Linked DNA regions of Homo sapiens: region 2 is linked to region 1. Evidence: chromatin loops called from intact Hi-C (ENCODE). Cell type or tissue: testis. All regions are shown on one strand.

Region 1 (8,000 bases):
TTTTTTTTAATTTCAATAGTTTTTGGGGAACAGGTGGTGTTTGGTTACATGGATGAGTTCTTTAGTGGTGATTTCGAAGATTTTGGTGCACCCATCACCCAAGCAGTGTACACTCTACCCAATGTGTAGTCTTTTATCCTTCACCCACCTCCTGCACTTCCCCTTGAGTCCCCAAAGTCCACTGTATCATTCTTATGCCTTTGTGTCCTCATAGCTTAGGTCTCACTTATAAGTGAGAACATATGATCTTTGGTTTTCCATTCCTGAGTTACTTCATTTAGAATAATGGTCTCCAGCTCTATCCAGATTGCTGCAAATACCATTATTTCATTCCTTTTTATGGCTAAGTGGTATTCCATTATATATATATATATATATCACATGATTTATTTTTTTTTGGATATATATATCCAGTAATGGGATTGCTGGGTCAAATGTTCTCTTTTTAGTTCTTTGAATAATCTCCAAACTGCTTTTCACAGTGGCTGAGCTAATTTACATTTTCACCAACAGTGTATAAGCATTCCCCTTTCCTTGCAGCCTCACCAACATCTGTTGTTTTCTGACTTTTTAATAATAGCCATTTTGAGTGGCATGAGATGGTAGGTATCTCATTGTGGTTTTGGTTTTCAGTTCTCTGATGACTAACGATGTTGAGCATTTTTTCATGTGTTTGTTGGCTACTTGTATGTCTTCTTTTGAGAAGTATCTATTCTTTTGCCCACTTTTTAATAAGGTTATTTGTTTTTTTTACTTGTTGAGTTGTTTAAATTCCTTATAGATTCTGAATATAGACCATTGTGAGCTGCACAGTTTGCAACTATTTTCTCCCATTCTGTAGGTTGTCTATTTACTCTGTTGGTAGTTTCTTTTGATGTTCAGAAGCCCTTTAGTTTAATTAGGTCTCACTTGTCATTTTTTGTTTTTGTTGCAATTGCTTTTGAGGACTCAGTCAGAATTTTTTTCTCAAGTCTGATTGTTCAGATTGGTATTTCCTGTTTTATTTTTCTAAAATTTTCAGTCTGAGGTTTTACATTTAAATCTTTAATCCATCTTGAGTTAATTCAGTTTCTTACATGTCTTTCAGATATGGGATCTAGCCTCTTCATCTATTCTGGGGTAAAAACACACACACACACACACACAAACAACCCAACAAAAGTGTTATTTAAGAGACAAGATTTGTGGGGACATATTCCCTGCACTGTTCTGTTCTCCTGGATTGGTTTGGTCACCATGTCACTAGGGATCCTCTCCTGACCTGTCCCCACTCAGCACCTACCACCACATCCTGCCCTTGCCTGTTTCTCTGTCTCTCTCTCTTTCTCTCTCTCCCTCTCATCTCTCCTCCATGCTATGTCTTTCACTCTGCCTCTCTAGAACAATGAGAAAATTCATCTTCTTGTTTCAGTAAGTGCAGTAAACGCTTTCTTGAAGTTTTGGGGGCCAGTTGCCATATACCCCTTGGAATCTCAGTGTAACCCCAAGCTCTTAATAAGGGATTTCCCCTTAAAGTTTTTCTCCTAAGAGAAATTTTGACACTATGCATTTGAATAATATTTTATTTTTTTATGCCTCTCTATTTTTAGTAAATATTTGAAAACAATCTAAATGGTCATGAGCAGAAGAATGGCTAGATAAATTTTTATCATAACCTAGATTGACTACTATGCAGTCCTAAAATTATATTTACAAAGATATTCATTCTTCAATTCATGTATTCATTTATTAAGTATGTACTGAGGGCCTATTATGTTTTGAGAGCTATGTTGGTCATGTGAACAAGAGGGACAAAATCCCTGTTATAATCTAACAGGGAGAACAAATGTAAAACTAATATTTTTACATTAACTGATGAAGTGTGGTTTTGATAAGTGCTATAATGAGCAGTAGCAGGTGCTAGGAAATTGTAGAAGGGAACCAGAATTGAACTAGAGAAAGTAAACTTTTAAGGTGGTGTCTGAAGCTCAGTTATCTAGGCAAGGAGGCAGTAAGTGGTAGTGGGGGCGAATTCCAGCAGAGGGAACAGCATTTGTGAAGACCCTGGTGTGGAAAGAAACGGACTGAGTTCAAGGAACAGAAAGAGGGTCAATGAGGCTGGAGTGTGCAGAGCAAAGCAGGGATGACATTAAGTGCAGCTGGAGAAGGTGCCAGGGTCAGAACATGCAGAGCCTTATGGACACATTACCAAATTTGGACTTTTGTCTTAAAAATAGAGGAAAGACATTGATGGTTTTAAGCAACAGGATTACATGAGATTTGAGTGTTTTTTTTTTTGTTGTTGTTGTTTGTTTTGTTTTCTTTTGTTTTGTTTTCTTAACACAGTCTTGCTCTGTCACCCAGGCTGGAGGTGAGATCCTGGCTCACTGCAACCCCTGCCTCCTGGGTTCAAGCAATTCTTGTGCCTCAGCCTCTCAAGTGGTTGGGATTATAGGCATGTGCCACCATGCCTGGCTAATTTTTGTATTTTTAGTGGAGATAGGATTTTGTCATGTTGGCCAGGCTGGTCTTGAACTCCTGGCCCCAAGTGATCTGCCCGTCGCTGCCTCCCAAAGTGCTGGGATTACAGGTGTGAGCCACCGTGCCCAGATGAGATTTGAATTTTAAAAGATCATTCTTGCTGCAGTGTAGAATCAAATGTTAAAGACCAAGAGTATACATAACAGAACCAATTAAAGAGTTACTGAAGGTGTTCTGGCAAGAGATGCTGGTGGGTTAAGCTAGTGCCTCTCAGCCAGAGGTAGTTTTAACCCTCAGTATGCAACCCACACTTTTTGACAATAGATGGAGACTTTTTTTCTGAAATTAATCTAATGACTCCAGCTTTCTTTGACTAATGTTAACAGGATATATTTTTCTCTACCACTTTTCTTTTAACCTGTCTGTGCCTTTGTGTTTAAAATGAGTTTCTTGTAGACAATAAGGTCTTTTTTTATCATTTTTTTAAAAAAACAATTACAATCTCTGTCCTTTAATTGGCATGTTTAAGCCAATTTATATGTAAAGTGATAATTGATATAGTTGAATTACTGTCTGCCATGTTTATCATCATTTTCTTTTTGTTGTACTTTTTTTTGTTTCTTTTTTCTTCTCTTTTTCTGCCTTCTCTGGTTTTAATTGAACATTTTATACCATTCCATTTTCTCTCCACTCATAACTTATCAATTATACTTCAATTGTACTAAAACTTTTTTGTAGTAGCTGGCCTAGCGTTTGCAGTACACATTTACAATGCACCTAAGTCTCTTTTAAGTAACTCTATATTGCTTCATAGGTAACATAGGTATCATATAACAGCACACTCTCAATTTCTCTCTCCCATCCTATAGCATTGCTTTCACTCATTTCACGTATGCATATCCTATAATCACACAACACATTGTTATTACTTTGAACAGTTTTCTATTTGATCAGTTAAGAATAAGAAAAAATAGTTCCAGGTCTTACATTTCAGTCTTTAATCCATCTTGAATTAATTTTTGTATATGGTGAGAGATAAGGCTCCAATTTCATTCTTTTGCATATGGCTATCCAATTTTCCCAGTACCGTTTAATGAGTAATATGTCCTTTCCTCATTGTATAGTTTTGTCAACTTTGTTGAGGATCAGTTGGTGGTAAGTATGTGGCTTTATTTTTGGGTTCTATATTCTGTTCCATTGATCTATGTGTCTATTTTTATACCACTACCATGCTGTTTTGGTTACTATAGCCTTGTAGTATAATTTGAAGTTAGGTAATGTGATGTCTCTAGCTTTTTTCTTTTTGCTTAAGACTGCTTTGGCTATTTGGGCTCTTTTTTGGTTTTGTATGAATTTTAGAATGATATTTTCTAATTCTGTGAAAAAAACATTGGCTGTTTGATAGGTATTGCATTGAATCTGTATATTGCTTTGGGAAATATGGTTGTTTTTAATATTATTGATTCTTCCACTCCATAAGCATGATATATTTTTCCATTTGTTTCTGTCATCTATGATTTCTTTCATCAGTTTTTTTTTGTAGTTCTCTTTGTAGAGATCTCTTACCTAGTTTTTTTTTTGTGGTTATTGTAAAGAGATGAACTCCTGATTTGGTTCTCAGCTTGAACATTATTGACGTATAGAAATGCTACTGATTTTTGTATCCTGTTGATTTTCTGTCCTGAAACTTTACTTCAGTAATTTATCAAGTCTAGTAGTCTTTTGGAGGGGTCTTTATGTTTGTCTGTGTATAAGGTCATGTCATCAGTGACCAGAGATAATTTGATTTTCTCTTTTCCAATTTCGATGCCTTTTATTTCTTTCTCTTGCCTGATTGCTCTGGCTAGACTGGAAACTATAAAAATCCTATAAGAAAATCTAGGAAAAACTCTTCAGGACATTGGCCTAGGCAAAGAATTTATGACTAAGACCTCAAAAGCGAATGCAACGAAAACAAAAATAGACAAATGAGACTTCATTAAACTAAAAAGCTACTGCACAGCAAAGGAAATAATCAACAGAGTAAACACACAAGCTACAGAATGGGAGAAAATACTTCCAAACTATGTATCTGATAAAGGACAAACATCCAGAATATACAAGAAACTCAACTCAATGAGAAAAAAACAAATAACTCCATTAAAAAGTGGGCAAAGGACATGACAAACATTTATCAGAAGAAGGCATACAAGTTCTCAAAAATATATAAAAACAACATCACCAATTATCAGATAAATGCAAATCAAAACCACAATGAGATGCCATCTCATACCAGCCAGAATTGGCTGTTATTATAATTTATTTTATTTTAAGTCCCTGGATACATATGCAGGATGTGCAGGTTTGCTACATAGTTAATTGTGGGCCATGGTGGTTTGCTGCACCTATCAACCCATCAGCTAGGTATTAAGCCCTCCATGTGTTAGCTGTTTATCCTGATGCTCTCCATCCTCCTGCACCTTACCGCCTACAGGCCCCAGTATGTGTTTCCCTCTCTGTGCCCATGTCTTCTCATTGTTCAGCTCCCACTTAAAAGTGAGAACATGCAGTGTTTGGTTTTCTGTTCCTGCATTAGTTGCTGAGGATAATGGCTTCTGGCTCCCTCCATGTCCCCGCAAAAGACATAGTCTCATTCCTTTTTGTGGCTGCATAGTATTCCATGGTGTATATGTAGCACATTTTCTTTATCCAGTCTATCATTGATGGGAATTTGGGTTGACTCCATGTCTTTGCTATTGTGAATAGTGCTGCAATGAACATACGCATGCATGTATCTTTATAATAGAATGATTTATATTCCTTTGGGTATATGTTCAGTAATGGAATTGCTAGGCCAAATGGTATTTCTGGCTTTAGGTCTTTGAGGAATTGCCACACTGTCTTCCACAATGATTGAACTAATTTACATTCCCACTAAGACTGTAAAAGCATTGCTTTTCTCCACAGCCTCGCCAGCATCTGTTGTTTCTTGACTCTTTAATAATGGCCACAGAGTCAAAAAACAGCAGATGCTGGCGAAGATGCAGAGGAGAGGGAATGCTTATACCCTGTTGGTGGGAATGTAAATTAGTACAACCTCTATGGAAAGCAGTATGAAGATTTTTCAATGAACTAAAAATAGAGTTAACATTTGATCCAGCGACTCTAGTATTGAATATCTACCTAAAGGAAAAATATTATATATATATATGTTTATTGCAGCACTATTCACAATAACAAAGTCATAGAATCCACCTAAGTGTCCACCAATGGTGGATTAGATAAAGAAACTTTAATATATATAGACAATGGAATGCTATGCAGTCACAAAAAAGAATGAAATCATGTCTTTTGCAGCAACGTGGAGGAAGCCGGAGTTCATTATTCTAGGTGAAATAACTCGGAAACAGAAAATCAACTACTGCATGTTCTCATTCATAAGTGGGAGCTAAACAGTGGGTACACATGGACATACAAAAGGAAATAATAGACACTGGAGACTCCAAAAGGGGAGAGGTGGGGGTGGTTGAGGGTTGAGAAATTACCTATTGGGTACAATGTTTACTATTCAGGTGATGGGTACACTAGAAGCCCAAACTCCACCAGTAGGCAATATATCCATATAACAAACCACCATGTGCATGCCCTGATTCTATTTAAAAAAAGAATAAGAAAATAATCAAAGATTTTACATTACCTTAATTTATTCCTTTTCTGGCTCCTTTCCTTTCTTTATGTAGAGCTGAGGTTTTGATTATTATAATTTTCCTTCTCCCTAAGAACTTCTTTTCATATTTCATGGAGGACCAGTTTGCTGGCAATGAATTTCCCAAGTTTTTGCTTGCCTGAGAAAATATTTATTTCTTCTTCACTTTGGAAGGATAATTTTGCTGGGTGTAGTATTCTAGGGTTTTTTTTTTTTTTTTTTAACATTTTAAGTATTTCAATCCACTCTGCTTTTGCTTGCATGGTTTCTGACAAGAAACATGTTGTAATTCTTGTCCTTTTTTTTACTCTCTGTATTCTTTCAAAATGTTCTGTTTGTCTTTGGTTTTCTTCAATGTTCCTATCATATGCCCAAGTGTAGACATTTTAGTATTTATCCTACTTTGTGTTCTCTGTGCTTCCTGGATCTGTGGTTTACTGTCTGTCGTTAATTTTGGAATGTTCTTGGCCATTATTATTTTAACTATTTCTCTCTTTTCTTTCTGGTATACAATTGTGTGCATGTTACACCTTTAGAAATTGCCAACAATTCCTGGATATTCTGTTCTGTTTTCAAATTCTTTTTTTTTTTTTGTATTTCAGTTTGGGAAGAAGTTTCTATTGACATATCTTGAAAGTCACTGATTTGTTCCTTGGCTGTGTCTAGTCTATTGATGAGCCATCAAAAAGCCATTCTTCATTTCTGTTCCAATGTTTTTGATTTCTGGCCTTTCTGTTTGATAATTTCTTAGAGATTCTATCATTGTGTTTATATTACCCATTTGTTCTTGTATGCTGCCTACGTTTTCCATTAGATTCCTTAACATATTAATTACAGTTATTTTAAATTTCCTGTCTGACAATGCCAAAATCTGTGTCATATCTGAGTCTGTTTCTCATGCTTGCTTTGTCTCTTCAGATGGTGTTTTTTCTTGTGTTTTGTCATGCTTTGCAATTTTTTATTGGAAGCTGGATGTAATATATCAGGTAATAGGCACTGAGGCAAACAGGCCTTTAGTATTAGGTTTTATATTTATCTGGCTGGGATCTTGGCTCTATGTAATGTTTGCTGTAGCTGAAGGCAAAAGGGCTTCAAATTCCTCTAGTGTCCTTGTTTTAATCTTTCCTCTTGTCTTTGGCGTTCTCTAAATGTTATTCTTAAATAGAGTTTGTACCTGTGTCCGCTTTAATCTTGTACCTGTATGAGTTTTAATCCACTCTTATTATACTGAAGTCCTGTTGATGGGCTAGTAAGAAGTGAGGGAGGGGAGGCATTCTATAATTCAAATCAAATCTCAATATTTTTCTGGGCTTGTGTCTCTGGGCTGTGACCTTCATAAGTGTTTCTTATCTCCCCCTGCTGCCCACCTCCCTTAGGTGAGACAGGAAGGTTAGAAGGGGCTGGGGTTAGGTAATTTTGTCCCCCTGGATAAGATAAGGCTCTGAAAAAGTTTTTTACTTGGGAGAGAAGGTTTTTGTTATGTAGAATGCACTGCATATATTTCAAAATGATTATAATATCTAGGACAGCCCCCTCCAAGGAAGAATTTTCTGGCCTCAAATATCAATGGTGCCAATGTTGAGAAATGCTTGTCTAGGGTGACGAAAATAGAACAGGAGAAAAGCAAATGTGTTTGAGATATATTTAGAAGGTAGAATTGATTAAGACTTACTGATACACCGAATGTTGGAGGAGGGGGAATGAATGACAAAGATGACTCCCTGGTGTCTGGCTTAACTTGCTGGCAGATACCATTATCAAGAAAGGAATGCTAGAGGAAGAGCATGTTTGGAGTGGGGAAGTACAAGTAAGCTTTCCAATAACACACGGAAAGGTCTAAATGAAAACATTTGGG
Region 2 (8,000 bases), 550 kb after region 1:
CCACCACATCTGGCTGTTCTGATAGATTTTAATAGGAACAAAAGTCCCGGCAGTATAATAATTGAAGAGATGATGATGTTCTGGGTGATATATTGTTCCTTTCATTCAGAAAGCAGAAAGCTCCTCAGTATTGACCCTCTTCCTCCACGTGCTCCATCTCTTAAGCCCTTCACTCCCCTGATGGGGGTGTGTCCGCCCAGGTGAGATATGATTGGGCAGGTGGAAGCTACTGATGTTTTCTTAGGGAACAGGTGGTAATTGGTGGGGAGAGCTTCAGGATGGGCCAGGTTATTAGACTATGTGAGAAATTGGCCTGTGCATCCCTAAGGCCACTTGCCTGCCCCCGCCCTGGACAACACCAGGAAGGTACTACTCTGGCAGCTGGAGAAGTGGGCAGTTCCATGGAGGAAGTTCTATCCTTTGGGTAAGGTGGACTCTAGGAAAGAAGAGTATCAGAGGTAGACAATTCCCTGGCAGCAGGTCAGTAGAATAAAGAACATTAGGGCTAAAAACGGTCCTTTCTAAAAATGGAAACTTGGTCCAGAGAGGTTAGGTGGGTGCCCCACAGGTGAGGCTGAGCCTCAGGTTTGCTGATTCCAAAGCCAGCTTGCTCTCTCTCTCTCTCTGTCTGTCTGTCTCTCTCTCTCTCACATACACACACACACACACACACACACACACACACACACACACACACACACACACCCTATTCCTACATCATGCCATAGCTAAAGGAAAATAAATGCTTTTATCAACACACACATTTCTGGTAACAGAAATAAGGGTCCCAAATAATTACTGTCCTTTATCTGAAACAGAAGACAAAGAAAGCCAGGGATCAGGTTCCTCAAAGCCCTCTGTGCACCTGCTCTGCAGTTCTAAGTCCAGCATAAAGTGTTGCTATTTCCTTCTCTGTCTTGGGTTAGGCTGATCACTTGCTATTAGTTTCAAGCACAATATTAATTTCCCTTTGCTCCTTTTAGGAATGTAGCAGAACCGTTCCCCACACTATTCTTCTGCCTTATGACAGTCACAACCACCATTTGAGTAACATGCTTCTCAGCTGACCTAGCCTGTGTCCAGGTCCAGGTCCACAATGGCCACATTCTTAGGAAATACGTGGTTCACATCTCATTCGGAAAATACTTCCTTCCTAGGAGAGATACGTGGAGAAGGATCTCCTGAGGCCCATCTCAGCAGGCAATGCAGGGCTGAGAGGCTGGATGGTGCAGGAGAAAGGGAACAGGGGTTCAATGCAAACATTCTTGGGCTTTAATCCATGCTTTGCTTGATAAACAGAGACTTCATTTTCTTATGTGCAAGTGAGTATAATACTACCATCACTGGGCTGGGTGCTGTGGCTAACGCCTGTAATCCCAGCACTTTAGGAGGCCAAGGCAGGTGAATCACCTGAGGTCAGGAGTCCAAGACCAGCCTGACCAATATGGTGAAACCCTGTCTCTATTAAAAATACAAAAATTGGCTGGGCGTGGTGGCATGCGTCTGTAGTCCCAGCCACTTGGGAGGCTGAGATAGGAGAATTACTTGAACCCAGGAGGCGGATGGAGGTTGCAGTGAACCAAGATCATGCCACTGCACTCCAGCCTGGGTGACAGAGCGAGACTCTGTCTCAATAAAAAAAAAAAAAAAAATACTGCCATCACTGGCTTGTGAAAATTAAATGAGATGTTATAATCAAAGAGCTGAGGACCATTTGAAGCATAGAATGATCAATACTTATTATCATTGATATGCATGGCCTTGGCCTCACCATAGCTTCTATGCATTGAAAAGGCTTCCCACTGGGCAGGACTTATCAAGTGAACAATGTGGACAGCCTGATGCCGAGGCTCCCTGGCCAGGTGGGAGTCCATATGACCTTTTTAATGGGCAGTTCCTGCTGAAATGCAGGACTGAGGAGATTAGGCTCTGCTCCCAACATTCAAGTGCAGAAACCCACTCTCGCTTCTAGTAAGTGGTGAGCAGGAGAAGGGAGTAGAGAGGGGAACAGTGATTAAGAATGTGTGGGGCAGAAGACTCCAGAACACTTGGTTAAACTATGTGTAAGTGGGCATGGCTTTGCAGGTTAGTGGGGAAATAGTGTAACTACTAAAACGCTACCTTGTTTCAGAGCACTTTCTGTTGGCCTGTTTCTTAGAGAAAAACCTAATTCTTTTCTAAGTGGCCTTACTTGAAACGTAAGGGTTTGATGGGATGGTGCATGTAAAGTTTTTGGCAGCGCTTTCATCCCTTTGAAAATGCTCCATAACACATTGATGGGCGTTCTTATTAGATTGGATTCCAATAAGCACATTGTTTTCTCTAGACTGAGATCTAGGACAATGCAGATAAAATTTTCATTAACCTTTAACTACTATTTGTGGTTTGGGGCTAGGGGTCCCAGTAATTCTCTATCACACATTTGTTATTTCATCTTGACCTTAGTACCCTGTCTGGAACGAGGATTTCCAGAGAGACCACACACATTCATGGCCACACTAGCCAAAAGCTATTCCATGGCTGCTGGAGGGACATTTCGCTCTCCAAAAAGAGAAAAGTTGTTTTAAGAAATGTCATCACTCTCTGTGCTTTTCTTTTCCTCAGTCACCAAGGCTCATTAGATAGTCTGAAGAACCACAAATCCACACCTCTGTGGAGCCATTTCTACACTTGCTGTTTCTCTTTTACATTGTCGTTCCTTACCTCCTTTATTTTTCCTGAAAGCTCCAATAGCTTTGCAGTATTGACTAAGTTCTTCAATTTTGTCTTGTAATATGTGTTTTTATGTGTTGTGTATTTGGACATGTTCCCCTAAGGTAGAGAAATTCTGCAAGGGGCCCAAGTAGGTTCACTATCTCCGGTTTCTGTTTCTCTACTGCTTTTTATTGGTTCGAACTCACCCAGCTATATTTGTACTGTGCTTGCTATATACATGATTTAAAACATGTTTCTGGGAAAATCACTCCTTGGTAATATGCATAAGGCATTTTGACACCACACTTAATAACTACTATGGCAGGAATGTGGCCACTTTAAAAAGTTACATGCAAAGAATGTGCTCTGCAGCACATGGGGAATGGGATTTCAAGTGCAAGAATTTAAGACCCGTGTGTGTTTTTTCTAGGAATAATGCCTTTGTGGTGTCCACCTGAAACCTAGAAAGGCACAGGTTCCTCTGGCCACTGCTTAAAGCTCTTGAGCCTTCTCAGAAGGCATGGCCAGCTGGCCCTGCAGACTTGGTCTTCCATAAAGTAATTTTGCTTCCCTAAACATTCCTCCTTCTTTTTTTTTTTTTCCATCCATTGAGACAGAGATAACATTCACGGATTTTGGATCCACGCAGATTCATTTTGAGTCTTTGCTCCTCCATAACTGCCAGATGTTAGGCATGTGAGATGACATTAGACATGTTGCTTAAACTACCTTAACCCCAGTTTCTTCATCTGTAACATCTGGGTAACAATAATGCCAACATTTTAGGGTTAAATGAGATGCACCTGTAACTTTAGCTTAGTGCCACTCTTGAAAAGCACAGAGTAAATAAATATTTACTGCATGAATTAATGAATGGACGAATGACAGAATAAGTGAGTGAGTTAAACCTATGAGACAACAGCCACTTCAAATTACCATGGAGTTCCCATTATTTATTTGGCACATAGTGGGAAGAACTCTGGTTTTGGGCAGAGCCAAAACAGACTTGTCTTCTTTCTATACAGGAACCAAGAATTTAAGACCAATTGGGGAAAAAATGAATATTAATGGAAAATGGTGAGTTAAACAAACAAGTTCCAAACAATTACAATTACCACATCTGTCCAACAGAGGGTGAGATTTTCATCCCCCATTTTGCTCAGAGAGCAAGGAACTACTAAACATTTATCAAGTGCTGGTAATTTATTTGGGCAACTTATATGTAAAGAGTGGGCTCTGTATCTTGTTCACTGAGGACCAGAGGAAAGGAAATTGATTTTGATTGCATTCAAAAATTTATTTTCAAGAAAAGAATACACTTCCTCAGAGTAGTCCTTCATGTTTAATTATGGGAATGGATTCTTGCCTCTGACTGTGGCATCTTGGTTGCTTAAAAACATAAATGTCGTTGTCTCAGATGACCCTGGACCATGCATTTATTCGCATGGGGTTCCATTAAATGGTTTCCAGATGGCTCTAGCACCCGATGTTGTGATTTTATTTTATTTTTATTTTAAAGATGAGGTCTCACTCTGTCATCCAAACTGGAGTGCAGTGGGAACTGATATTGTGATTAATGAGTGTCCATTTCAGTAGCAGTCTTCATTAGGCTGGTGAGATTTGTAGCAAATTCAGTTAGAAGTAGAGCAGATTGTCATTCGAAGTTGATTTGTTCCTGCACTCATTCATGGATTCATTCTTTCAGAACTCACTGAACTCTTGCTGTTTGTCAGACATTGCCTTCCTAGGCCAGACAGTTCTTGGGAGAAAGACAGTTCATCACAAATTTTTAAATTTACTTTTGATTTGATTTTATTTAAAACTCTTACCTTAAATTAGCATAATTGCCTAAGTTGCTCAGAAAGAGAATATTCTTGTGACATTAATGGAAAATCTAGGACTAGTCATAAAAATACTTGAGAGAAAGCCCGCAATTGATAGATGAACTGACAGATTTCTGAAAGAGAAAAAGGAGACCCATCTCTTCCCATTTGTGGTTTCAAATTGATAGTATCAGAAGTTGCAAATTGGCCATAACAGTGGCTTGAACAGACATTCCATTCTCTAATGTCTGGTAAATACCACACTAATGATCGCATGAGATAATGGACAGAAAAGTGCTTTGAATGAATTTAAAGTGCGGTACAAGTTGAAGGTATAATTATTATCATATTTATAATTAACGTTTCAGATATGGTATGTTTTTATTATCCCCTAATATGTTATAAGTCAAGCTGTTATGAAATCTGAGGTGGTTGTTAGCTCTTCTCTTAGGGGGTTACAATTGTCAAACGTACAGGCTTAAATGCAAGTCATATCTATGACTGCCCTCACGAGCTTGTTCTGGAGGTCTGAATGAGGTACTAACCAGAAAATGGACATTATGTGCTCTTTGCCTGACTCTGTGTGACTATGTTATCTATGGAGTCCTGGCACGTGCATTTCCTGACTTTCGGTTTTAGGGAGTATATTGCCTATGGTTTCCAAACTGAAACAACACTACCCCATAGTGGGTAAAACAAAGTGTGTCAAATCTTTTCATTGTCACAATGACAGGTGTTGCTGCCAGAATTTATTGTTTGGGGACTGGAGAAGAGAACTGTTCTACACAATAAAAAATTATTGAGAAACACATTATCTGACTCTTCTTACCTCCAACTTATTATCTTTTTGAAGTTAGGGTTGCCAGATAAAATGTAAGTATACAAATGCAATACTTGAGACATCATACTTCTACTACAACATTATTTGATATTTATCTGAAACTCAAGTTTAACTGAGCATCCTGTGTTTTCTTTGTTAAATATGGCATCCCTACTTCAAGGACCCCAGTTCATGTTCAAATGTGAAATCTTGACAATTCCAGAGCAGCTACAATGTGGTGTGAGCATGACCCATGATACAAAAAAGACTAAGAGATCTACCTGGACTTCTTATTCATAAGTCTTGCTTCTGTTTATTTCCAGACACTGTACTCATGAGCCCCAGTTAAAGAAAGAAATGCCCCAGCAGAGGTTGGGAGTGAGGATGCAGGTCAAAGTCTGCCTGAATTTAAGTCCAAAGTCTGCATTGCAGGCCTTCTACCGTTGACTGTGCCAGGCATCTGGGCAGGTGTTGAGCACATGCATAGGAGTGTGATATATATGGCTTGCCCAAGGGAACTTGCAGTATAACAAGGGAGACAGACCCATACACGATGAACTCTAATGCAATAGCATCCACCCTGTAAGAGTAGTGCAAGCAAAGTTCTGTGGTGCACTAGAGACCTAATGTACAGCATAATGACTATAGTCAATAATACTGTATTATATACCAGGAATTTTCTAAGAGATGATTTCAGGTGCTCTCACAACAATGAAAAATTGTAGAAGGATATGGCTATATTAGTTTGCTTAATTGTGGTAATAATTTCACCAAGTATATGTATATCAAAACATATTGTATATCTTAAATACATAGAATTTTTATGACAAAAATAGAATTAAAAAATATAAAAAGTACAACGAGGCATGGAGAAGCGGGTGTTGATGAAGTCTGCTCTTAATGGAAAAAGATTGAGCCTGGGAAAGACTTCTTTCTAACCTTCTAAAAGCCTTAGTTCTTAAACTCATGAGAGAAAACGCTCTACCACAATGTCCTTCAAATACAAAGCTTTCAATAGATATTTGTAACTTGAACAGTTGATGCAATGCTGGTAAATAGCACAAATGTGACCCATGATGTCTGAATATCTAGCCCACAGGCACATTATTAAACCTACAGTTTTTCCCATATTTTAATAAGTTTCCACCATCACAATCTCAAGTGACTGCAGCCTGTTTTGTATTATAGAGCAATCTAGAAATTTGTCCACAAAAGAACAAGGACTTGAGACTCATATATATATATATATATTTTTTTTTATTTTTTTATTTTTTTTTTTTTTGAGATGGAGTCTTGCTCTGTCGCTCAGGCTGGAATGCAGTGGTGTGATCTCGGCTCCACTGCAACCTCCACCTCCCAGGTTCAAGCAATTCTCCTGCCTCAGCCTCCCGAGTAGCTGGGACTATAGGCGCTCACAACCACACCCGGCTAATTTTTGTATTTTTAGTAGAGACGAGGTTTCACCACATTGGCGAGACTGGTCTCGAACTCCTGACCTTGTGGTCCACCCACCTCGGCCTCCCAAAGTATGAGCCACCACACCCCGCCGAGACTCATATTTTAAACTTCAAACTAAAATTATGCCTACCCAACCTACAATGCTAAGACTGATTTTTTGTCTTTGGTGCTTTGGACCATGAGATTGCTAGAGTATTTCACCACATAGTCTCAAAACTTCCTAGGAAATCCAATTATAGCATCAAATTTTACAGAATAAGTAATTCTCAGCAATGGTTAACTGGGTACTTGAATCTTATTGAATGCATCTTACTGGGTATAATTTCAGTGGAAACACCTATTTATTTATTTAACCTTCCTCAATGACTTCCCATGTGTTACCTTTCTGTGCCCTGGGGATAAGAAGATGAATGAACAAAATCTCTTGCTTTGGAGGAGCTAAAGATCCAGCGAGCTTTTGTTTCAAAGACTTGATTATTAGCAGAGCTTAGCCATGTTTTTTCATGTAGATACCCTCTGCCTCTGTTTATAAATCTGTTCCTAATAATGCTTCACACTCTATTTTTACACATTATTTCCAAACACTACATTATTACTATTTTTTAAACGTAAAGCATTTGGAAAAATCAGTGTTCAGCTGAGATGTGTGCAGTATTTCTTTTAGATAATAATGGCTGGTGATATTTTGGTTTAGTGGAGTGAGCCAAATCCAGGTATCCTCCCCTACAATCCAATGTGTAGCTTAATCTTCATATTCATGTCATGTTTTAGAACTGTGAACACACCTTATTTATGTAGATGAGGTAAAATAAAGCATTTGTTGAAGTCAGGTTAAATTAGCACTCTTCTACGACTGTATTAAGCAATGTTCAGATGGATTTCATTAAGAATGTAGAGGCTCCATGACAAAATTACCCATCAGGGTATGTTTTATTTATTGTTTAATCAAGGTAATCATATTGGAGTATTTGAATTTAGGAGCTTACAGAACTGGGTGCCTTCATGTATTTTGCTTTTATTATTCATTCCAGAAGAATCAGCTTCACAAACCATTATGCCATACTTGTTTATTTTTATGAAGTTGTCCTTTCCCAATTGGTATTCTCCTTACTACTCTTTGATGGGAACTTCCCTGTCACAATATGTATTTTTGGCTTTTCAACAAGTCAGGAGAACTTGAACTTGACAATGATGACACTAATTAT

What was found. A loop is a pair of places that touch in the nucleus more often than their neighbours do. Peaks named below come from ENCODE experiments on the same cell type or tissue, not always from the same donor. Only the 100,000 strongest peaks of a DNase experiment are listed, where the experiment ranks them.
Region 2: a loop joins it to region 1, with 7 times the contacts of the local background. A loop is called at or near these places in 2 of 110 quality-filtered maps.

Annotation. Positions count from the first base shown.
Region 1 is chr4:17,303,066-17,311,065 of GRCh38, reverse strand. No RefSeq gene overlaps it. Among named protein-coding and RNA genes, the nearest start is that of SNORA75B, 14 kb to the left of the region's middle. In testis, no CTCF peak of the experiment used is centred here; no DNase peak of the experiment used is centred here.
Region 2 is chr4:16,748,178-16,756,177 of GRCh38, reverse strand. The region is part of intron 2 of LDB2 (LIM domain binding 2); the gene reads left to right. Among named protein-coding and RNA genes, the nearest start is that of LDB2, 150 kb to the left of the region's middle. In testis, a CTCF peak has its summit at 3,824; no DNase peak of the experiment used is centred here; H3K27ac peaks cover 480 bases.